Linked DNA regions of Homo sapiens: region 1 is linked to region 2. A link is a contact called in ENCODE Hi-C or POLR2A ChIA-PET data. All regions are on one chromosome and are shown on one strand. The core of a region is the stretch at or near the end of the contact, and the rest is flanking DNA. Distances in the headings are between cores, read along the strand shown.

Region 1 (4,284 bases), core at 168-2,667, 200 kb before region 2:
CGCAGACAGAGACTGTCTGGGAGAAAGAGGGACAGGCTGGGGCGGAACCAGGAGACGGACAGCTGTCACTGAGACCCACACCCAGAACAGGTTGATCTGGGAAGGCCAGGGAGAGGGGGGATGGGCTGTGCCAACACCAGTGGGCAGAACCAGTGGGAGAAAAGGATGTACCCCCACAGCTCCCCGCTGGAAAGCCCAGACCTTAATTAACCCCTGTCTTCTCTGGCCAGGCCCTGACTCCTAGCTCTGGCCTGGGGTTGTGAAGCTGCCCAAAGCCGAGACTGAGTGTTTCCAGGGCCTCTAATCCCGGGGACCCGGGATTACGGCATCCTCCCCATTAGGGTGGCTCGGGCTCTCAGGCAAGCGGGCCTGGGGGAGGGAGTGAAGGATCTGCTCTAATGGGAGAAGGCCCCGCAGCCGGGAGGAGCGGGGGGCCCACCCCAGGCGATCTTGTACTACCCATTTCCCTTCAGCTGGGCTCGCCAACCTCCCCAGTAAAATGGGGCCATAAGTCGCAGCTGCCAGGCGCTGGAGGGGGCTATGGAGGCGAAAGGGGGTTCCCAGAGCTCCCCGGTCGCCGCCCGCAGCGCGGCCAGGGCCGACGCGGGGTGTGTGTTGGGGCCTGGGGGTCGTGCGGTGGTGGAGACCGGAGCGCTCGAGACCCCCCAGCGAGGTCGGGGTCTGGGTCTCCAGGGTGTGTGGCGGGGGAAGAGACCGAGAGGAGATCCTCGCAGGGGCGTGATGTGTGTAAAAGAGAAGAAGGCGTGCAAGGGAAGGCCTTGGGGGTGCGGGAGGCGGGAACGAGAGGTCCGCACGGGGAGACCCCACCCGGCCCGCAGACCCCGCCCGGCTCACCTGGAGGCTTGGACGCCGGGGACCCCCGCGCGGAGCTGGGCCGCGGGCCCCACCCCCACCGCGCTCCCGCAGCCGGCGGGGCAAAGTCCACCGCCCGGGCCGAGCAGGAAGCTCGGAGGCCCCGGCGCGGCAGGGGCCCGAGCCCGGGGACCCCCGGCGGCCGGCGCTATTGTTCCCACGGCCCCCTGCCTTCCCGGCCCGGCGCCCCGCCCCCCCCCAGCACCTGCCGCGCCCGGCCCGCCGCCCCCGACCCCGGTCCCCCGAGCCCCGGTACCTGCGCCCCCGAACGCGGCCCGCAGCACCCACGCCAGGCTGGCCGCCGCCTTGGCCCGCGAGAAATCGTACTGGTCCAGCGACTTGATCTCGGGCACTAGAAAGGTCCTCCGCAGCGGCCCGGGCCCGGGGGGCGCCGCCTCCACCATGGCGGCGCCGGGGCTGCGGGCGCCGGGTCCGCGCTCGGACTGGGCTGGGCTGGGCTGCGCCGCGCTCGCGCCCCAGCCGGGCCCGCTGCTGCTACCGCCGCTGCCGCCGCCGCCGCCGCCGCCGCTGCTGAGCCAGGTGCGGCCGCTTGCGCTGGCGACGCTGCGTCGGGCCCGCCCCGGGGAGGAGCCCAGGTGCGCCCCGCCCCCGAACCCGGACCCGGACCCTGGCGCGCCCCTGCGCCCCGCCCGGGCCCCTCACTGCAGTGTGCACGGAGCAGCAGGGGCGGGGCGGAGGGGGGCGGCCTGGACTGCGGCGATGGTGGAGGGAGCTTGCGGAGGACTGAGTGTGTATGTGTGCGCGCGCGCGTGTGTGAGTGTGTGCGCGCGCGCCTAGCTTACTGGAAAGGATTAGGGACCCTCTGTGTGTGCCAGCCCCAGTGTCTACCCTTAGGCGTAGGAGCTCCTGCAAGTGCTTGCAATAAACGCCGGCCCTCAGGCAGAGAGTGGTTGGGTGCACCTGTTTCTGATTATGTTAGTGAAGGCACAAGAATATGAGTGTCTTCGTATCTGTGTATCTCTGAATACATTTGGGTGGTGACCAAGTGTATTGGGGGGTGTCTAGGGGTGTGTGTGTGTGGGGTATGTATCTGGGCACGTGTAAGTGTGTGTTTAATTTGTTGTGTGTACAAGGATATGTATTATATAGATGTCTGTATCCTGAGGATGGATGGAAGTGATGAGTGTGTGTCTGTTTTTTGTTTTTGTTTTTGTTTTTGTTTTTGAGACAGGGTCTCACTCACTCTGTCTCCCAGGCTGGAGTGCAGTGGCGCGATCTCGACTCACTGCAACCTCCGCCTCCCAGGCTCAAGCGATTCTCCTGCCTCAGCCTCCCGAGTAGCTGGGATTACGGGGTTGCGCCACCACTCCCGGCTAATTTTTGTATTTTTAGTAGAGTTGGGGTTTCACCATGTTAGCCAGGCTAGTCTCAAACTCCTGACCTCAGGTGATCACCCGCCTCAGCCTCCCAAAGTGCTGGGATTACAGGCGGCAGCCACCGTGCCCGGCTGTGTGTGTGTTTTTGGAGTGCTGTGAGTATGTCTATCTCTGTGCATCTGAACGTACTGGTGTGTTGTATGAGGCTGTTATTGATGCCTCTGTCAATGCAGGAGTATGGAGAGACATTGAGAGTGTGTGTATTTCAGGCCGAGAGCGGTGGCCACGAGTGTAATCCCAGCACTTTGGGAGGCCAAGGCGGGCAGATCACTTGAGGCCAGGAGTTCAAGAGTAGCCTGGCCAACATAGCAAAACCCCGTCTCTACTAAAAATAAAATTTTTAAAAATTAGCCGGGCATAATGGTGCATGCCTGTAATCCCAAGTACTCGGGAGGCTGAGGCGGGAGAATCGCTTGAACCAGGGAGGCAGAAGCTGAGATAGTGCCACTGCACTCCAGCTTGGCCAACAGAGTGAGACCCTGTCTCAAAAAAAAAAAAAAAGTGTGTATATTTCTGCAAGAGTGTGACTATTTGTGTCTATGAGTGTCCTTGCGTAGCTGTACTGGGTGTATTTGCAAGTGTCTTTGTGTATTATTCTGGTATCTGCAGTGTGTGCTGGGAGAAGGCTCTGTGTGGAGGTGAGGCTGTGTGTCTAAGTGGGTTTGTATTTGAGTATGTGAATCTGGCTATATGCACATGGATGTGTGATTGATTGATTGATTGATTTTTTGAGACGGAGTCTCGCTCTATCGCTCAGGCTGGAGTGCAGTGGTGCGATCTTGGCTCACTGCAAGCTCTGCCTCCTGGGTTCATGCCATTCTCCTGCCTCAGCCTCCCGAGTAGCTGGGACTACAGGCACCCGCCACCACGCCCGGCTGGTTTTTTGTATTTTTTTTTAAGTAGAGACCGGGTTTCACCATGTTAGCCAGGATGGTCTCGATCTCCTGACCTCGTGATCCGCCCAACTCGGCCTCCTGAAGTGCTGGGATTACAGGCTTGAGGCACCGCGCCCAGCAGATGTGTGATTTATGATGAGCAGTTCCTGACTATATTTTTGTGCATATATGTGTGTTTATATGTGAGTATCTTTGTGGATTTGAATATATGGTGGGTGCCTGTGACAGATTGTGTAGGCATGAAAGCAGGTATACCTGTGCAAGAATGCCTGTTTCTGCTGGGTGCAGTGGCTCATGCCTGTAATCCCAGTGCTTTGGGAGGCTGAGGCGGGTGGATCACCTGAGGTCAGGAGTTCAAAACCAGCCTGGCCAACATGGTGAAACCCCATCTCTACTAAAAATACAAAAGTTAGCCGGGCGTGGTTGCCCACACCTATAATTGCAGCTACTTGGGAGGCTGAGGCAGGAGAATCGCTTGAACCCAGGAGGCAGAGGTTGCAGCAAGCTAGGATTGCACCACTGTACTCCAGCATGGGCGACAGAGTGAGACTCCGTCACATTAAAAAAAAAAAAAAGAATGCCTGTGTCTGAATGCTTTTGTGAGAGTTCAAATGTGCATATTTATCTAGGAATTCATATCTGTGTAAGCAAATGTATTTCTGTGTATGAATCTGATTGTGTCTGTAAGTATGGAAGTGTGTGTGAACGCGTTGAGTACAAATATTTGTGTACATGAGTGCAATTGTGTGTTTATTTGTAAGGTCTAAGCACCGATTTGTGGATTTTTGGTTTTTTTTTTTCTGTTTGTTTTTTTTTTTTTTTTTGAGACCGAGTCTCGCTCTGTCACCCAGGCTGGAGTGCAGTGGTGCAATCTTAGCTCACTGCAAGCTCCGCCTCCCGGGTTCGCGCCATTCTCCTGCCTTAGCCTCCCCAGTAGCTGGAACTACAGGCGCCGGCCACCATGCCCAGCTAATATTTTGTATTTTTAGTAGAGACGGGGTTTCATTGTGTTAGTCAGGATGGTCTTGATCTCCTGACCTCAGGTGATCCACCCGCCTCGGCCTCCCAAAGTGCTGGGATTACAGGCATGAGCCACCGCGCCCAGCCGGATGTTTTTA
Region 2 (4,159 bases), core at 367-2,866:
GGCCCGATCGCGGCTCACTGCAACTTCTGCCTCCCGAGTTCAAGTGATTCCCCTGCCTCAGCCTCCAGAGTAGCTGGAACTACAGGCGCCCGCTACCATGCCCGGCTAATTTTTGTATTTTAGTAGAGATGGGGTTTCACCATGTTGGCCAGGATGGTCTCGATCTCCTGACCTCGTGATCCACCCACCTTGGCCTCCCAAAGTGCTGGGATTACAGGCTTGAGCCACCGCGCCCAGCCTCTCCTGACACCTCTTACAGCTGGAGGATTAATCATTCACTCAGACACCTGCAAAACTCATCCCTTGGCCACTGGGCTGTCTATACTGTCCTGAACTCTCTCTCTGGTCAATGGGAAGAGAATGGGGCCCTTCAAAGCTACTGGCTGGAGCTTCATCTCCGCGAAAACAAGGCAAAGGGGAAAAGGTGTGTTGGCCGCTTCGCTTCCGTGGTAAAACTTTAAGAATGTTTTTTAATCCTGTGGTCCAGGCTTTAATCTCAACAGAGCAAGAGATAAGGGGCAGATAGCCACAGCAAAACACTCAAGTGCTAGTAGAATTAACGCAGGAAAAGAAAACCAAATACTGCACTTTCCCACTTGTAAGTGGAGCTAAACCTTGGGTACTCATGGACACCAAGAAGACAACAGAAACTGGGCTCTACTAGAGCGGGAAGGGAAGGAGGAGGTCAAGGGTTGAAACTATCTATTGAGTACTATGCTCAGTACCTGGGTGACGAGATCAGTCACACCCCAAACCTCAGCATCACGCAATATATCCAGGTAACAAACCTGTACATGTACCCCCTCAATCTCAAATAAAAGTTGAAATTTAAAAACGTAAAACAAAACGAAACATGTAAGGACCAGGGGAAAGCTTCTCGTTCCCGTCCGCAATGAAAGCACCAACTGAGTTCTTATACAAGAAACTAAAACCCATGGCACAGATAGTTCTCACGGTTTTGCACCCAAACGCTCCCTGCCAGGGAGGGCTGTCTGCTCCGGGGTGTGAGGGTTCTCCCGGGAGGCCTGAAATACGACGGTGCTGGGTATTGTGGTGGGTTCCATTCCATCCCTGGTCCTGCCCCGGGCGCTCCTGAACGAGGAGCAGAGGCTGGGGCCCAAGTGACCCCTCCTCTCCTCTCCTGGAGGAGAGTAAGCCGTAGCACCCCAGGACTGGCTGGGGCTCGGACGGAGCGGGCGGGCATCGTCTGCACCTCTGCACCCTGCAATCGCCGCCTAGAGCCTCCATGCATTGAAGGAGCAGCCTGCACCCCAGCACCCGTTCGCCTGCCTGGAGAAGTCCCCCAGGAGCCGGCGGGAGGCCCGAGGCAGCCCCGGGGGTCCCGCGCCCCAGGCCACCCCCTGAAGAGACCGAGGGCCCCCTCCTGAGCCCCGTTTTCCTCGGGACCGCCCCGCCGCCGTCCTCACCTCGGCCCGATCGCCCGCAGGCCGCTCTCCGCCAGCTCCTCTGCCACTCTCGCAGCCGCCTCCGATGCCTCCGTCCGGCCCCCCCAGATCCACAGTAGCTAGCAGCTGGGAGCCGGAAGCGGGAAGCCGCGCGAGGAGAGCAGCGCATGCGCGATCCCGCCTCGGAGGCGGGGCAGAGGGCGTGACCCGGAAGGAGGCGTGCCCTCGAGGGCGGGGCGCTCCCGGGGACCTGGGGCTGCTGCTCCCCGAGCCGTGGTGAGGGGGCGTCGGCTCGGCCTTGAGAGGGGCGCGGGCACCGAAGTGGGAGGGTGCTCGCGGCGAGGGTGAGGGCGACTTTTGAGGGGCGGGTCAGCGGGGTTGGGGGGCTTTTTGAAGGAGAGCAATGCGAGCCTGGCTGTCAGTAGGGCCGGGGGCTCTGAGGGGACAGCTGGGTTGCGGGGATCCAGAGGGAGAGCAGCAGGGTTAGGTGGGCGTTTTGTGGGGTTAACGGAAGCCTGGGTGATTAGCGCGGCTGGGGAGGGAGTCCTGAGGAGGACAGCGGTTTGGAGAATCTCAAGGGGGGTACAGCACAGTTAGGGGGACCCTGAGGGAGGACAGCGGGGTTGGGGGACCCCAAGGGAGGACAGCGGGGTTGGGGGGACCCCGAGGGAGGACAGCGGAGTTGGGGGACCCCGAGGGAGGATAGCGGGGTTAAGGGGACCCCAAGGGAGGACAGTGGAGCTGGGGGTGTTTTGGAAGAATCAACGGATGCCTGGAGGGGTTGTCAGTGGGCTCCTACGGGCTCGTTAGGATTGGAAGTACCTAAGGGGGGCACTCCCAGTGGTGGGGAGTCCTAGCGGGGAGAGTCCAAGAAATGGAGAGGGCAGGGTCTGTCACCTGAGAAAAAAGAAGCAGCATCAGGGAGTGGTGGGGGGATCACTTCATCCCAGGAGTTCAGGACCACCAGTCTGGGCAACATAGCAAGACCCCATCTCTACAAAACATTTTTTAAAATGAGCAGGGCATGGAGGCGCCTGCCTGTGGTCCCAACTCCTCCAGAGGCTGAGGTGGGAGGATGACTTGAGCCTGGGAGGTCCAGGCTGCGGTGAGCTATGATCATGCCTCCAGAGGCTGAGGTGGGAGGATGACTTGAGCCTGGGAGGTCCAGGCTGCAGTGAGCTATAATCATGCCACTGCACTCCAGCCTGGACAACAGAGCAAGACTCTGTCTCAAAATAACAACAACAAAAAAAGAGGCAGCATAGACTTCAGAAAGGTGGGTCTGGGAAAAATGAATCATATACCTCTCCAGTGGTCTCAGACACCCCAACATAGATACCATCAGATCCCCTAAACACAGGCACCCAGGCAGGTGCCATCAGATACCCAAAACAGGCTTCCAGGTAACCCCCAAATATGTCAGACACTCCACATAGGTCCAGCAGATACCCCCAAACACATACTAGATAACCCCAATACAGATGCTGTCAGATACCCTCAAACAGGTGCTCAGAGTCTGAAACACATACCATACCCTCCCCTATCCACTTCCACACAGGTGCTATTTGGCAGATGTGGATAGGCCAGATGCTTCCCCCAGCACCAGCAACCTCTCAATTGCCATCAGACACCCCAGTCTTGAGGTTGCCTGTCTAATCCAAGTCCTGCCACAGGGGAGGCAGTTGAACAGTAACCAGGAGTCGAGCAGAACAGCTCTCACCAAGGTTGGCTGGTCAGCCAGGCCTAGAAGATCTCCCCATGGCCAGGCAAGACGGCTCATGCCTGTAATCCTAACACTTTGGGAGTCTGAGGAGGGAGGATCACTTGAGTCCAGGAGCTTTGAGATCAGCCTGGGAAACCTCGCATGACCCAGTCTCTATTTTAGAAAAAAAGATTTCCCCAAACCCAATCACTTCAAAACATGCACAATATGTTGTTGAGAGTCCCCAGTTCAGAAGCTGGAGGGTTGCGTCCCCAGGTGGACTAGCCTTCAGTTCAAGTCCAACCTTCATGGTCCAGAGGAAGGGAGCATGTTCAGGGAATTGGATGTCCCAGAAATGCAAGACGTAATTCACCAGGCACCCTACTGCAGCTGAGGTCAGAAACTCTAACACGGGAGTTTATGAGGGCTCAATGGTTGGGCAGCTGTGTAGCTGTGGCTTATGGACTTAGGGGCATGAACCTTATTTTTTTTCCTTTTTTTTTTTTTTTTTTTTTTTTTGAGACAGGATCTCACTCTGTCACTTAGGCTGGAAGTGCAGTGGCACAATCATAGCTCATTGCAGCTTCCATCTCCTGGGCTCAAGTTGTCCTCCCACCTCAGCCTCCCAAGTAGCTGGGACCACAGGCACACACCACCACGTCTGGCTAATTTTTTTGTAGAGACAGAGTTTCGCCATGTTGCCTAGATTGGTCTCGAACTCCTGAGCTCAAGTGATCTGCCCGCCTGGGCCTCCTATGATGCCAGGATTGTAGGTGTGAGCCATCATGCCCGGCCTTTGAACCTTATTTCTTTCTTTCTCTTTTTCTTTCTTTTTTTTTTTTTTTCTTTCTTGAGACAGAGTCTCACTCTGTCACCCAGGCTGCAGTGTAGTGGTACCATCTAGGCTCACTGCAGCCTCCACCTCCTGGGTTCAAGTGATCCTCCTGCCTCAGCCTCCCGAGTGCTGGAATTACAGGTATGCACCACCAAGCCTGGCTAATTTTTGTGTTTTTTTTTTGTTTTTTTTTCAGTAGAGTCAGGGTTTCACCAT

Evidence for each region. Hi-C counts contacts between places; a loop is a spot of excess contacts on that map. ChIA-PET counts read pairs that join two places held with the same protein, here RNA polymerase II (POLR2A). Pooled maps may share reads with other maps.
Region 1: a pooled map shows a loop between it and region 2 (4-fold over the local background). The contact joins the promoter of CAMSAP3 here to the promoter of ARHGEF18-AS1 in region 2. A Hi-C loop is called at or near these places in 3 of 50 pooled maps. POLR2A ChIA-PET finds 5 or more read pairs at or near these places in 5 of 52 experiments (A673, B cell, MCF 10A and 2 more).

The regions. Positions count from the first base shown.
Region 1 is chr19:7,592,996-7,597,279 of GRCh38, reverse strand. It overlaps CAMSAP3 (calmodulin regulated spectrin associated protein family member 3), which reads right to left and starts at 1,417. Exons shown (of 17, transcript NM_020902.2): 1 at 1,130-1,417. The coding sequence starts at 1,277. RefSeq lists an enhancer at 1-438 and silencers at 1,278-1,717, 3,781-3,981.
Region 2 is chr19:7,392,516-7,396,674 of GRCh38, reverse strand. It overlaps ARHGEF18-AS1 (ARHGEF18 antisense RNA 1), which reads left to right and starts at 1,616. Exons shown (of 2, transcript NR_186326.1): 1 at 1,616-1,682. The region is part of intron 10 of ARHGEF18 (Rho/Rac guanine nucleotide exchange factor 18); the gene reads right to left. RefSeq lists an enhancer at 749-928 and silencers at 1,139-1,708, 1,417-1,857.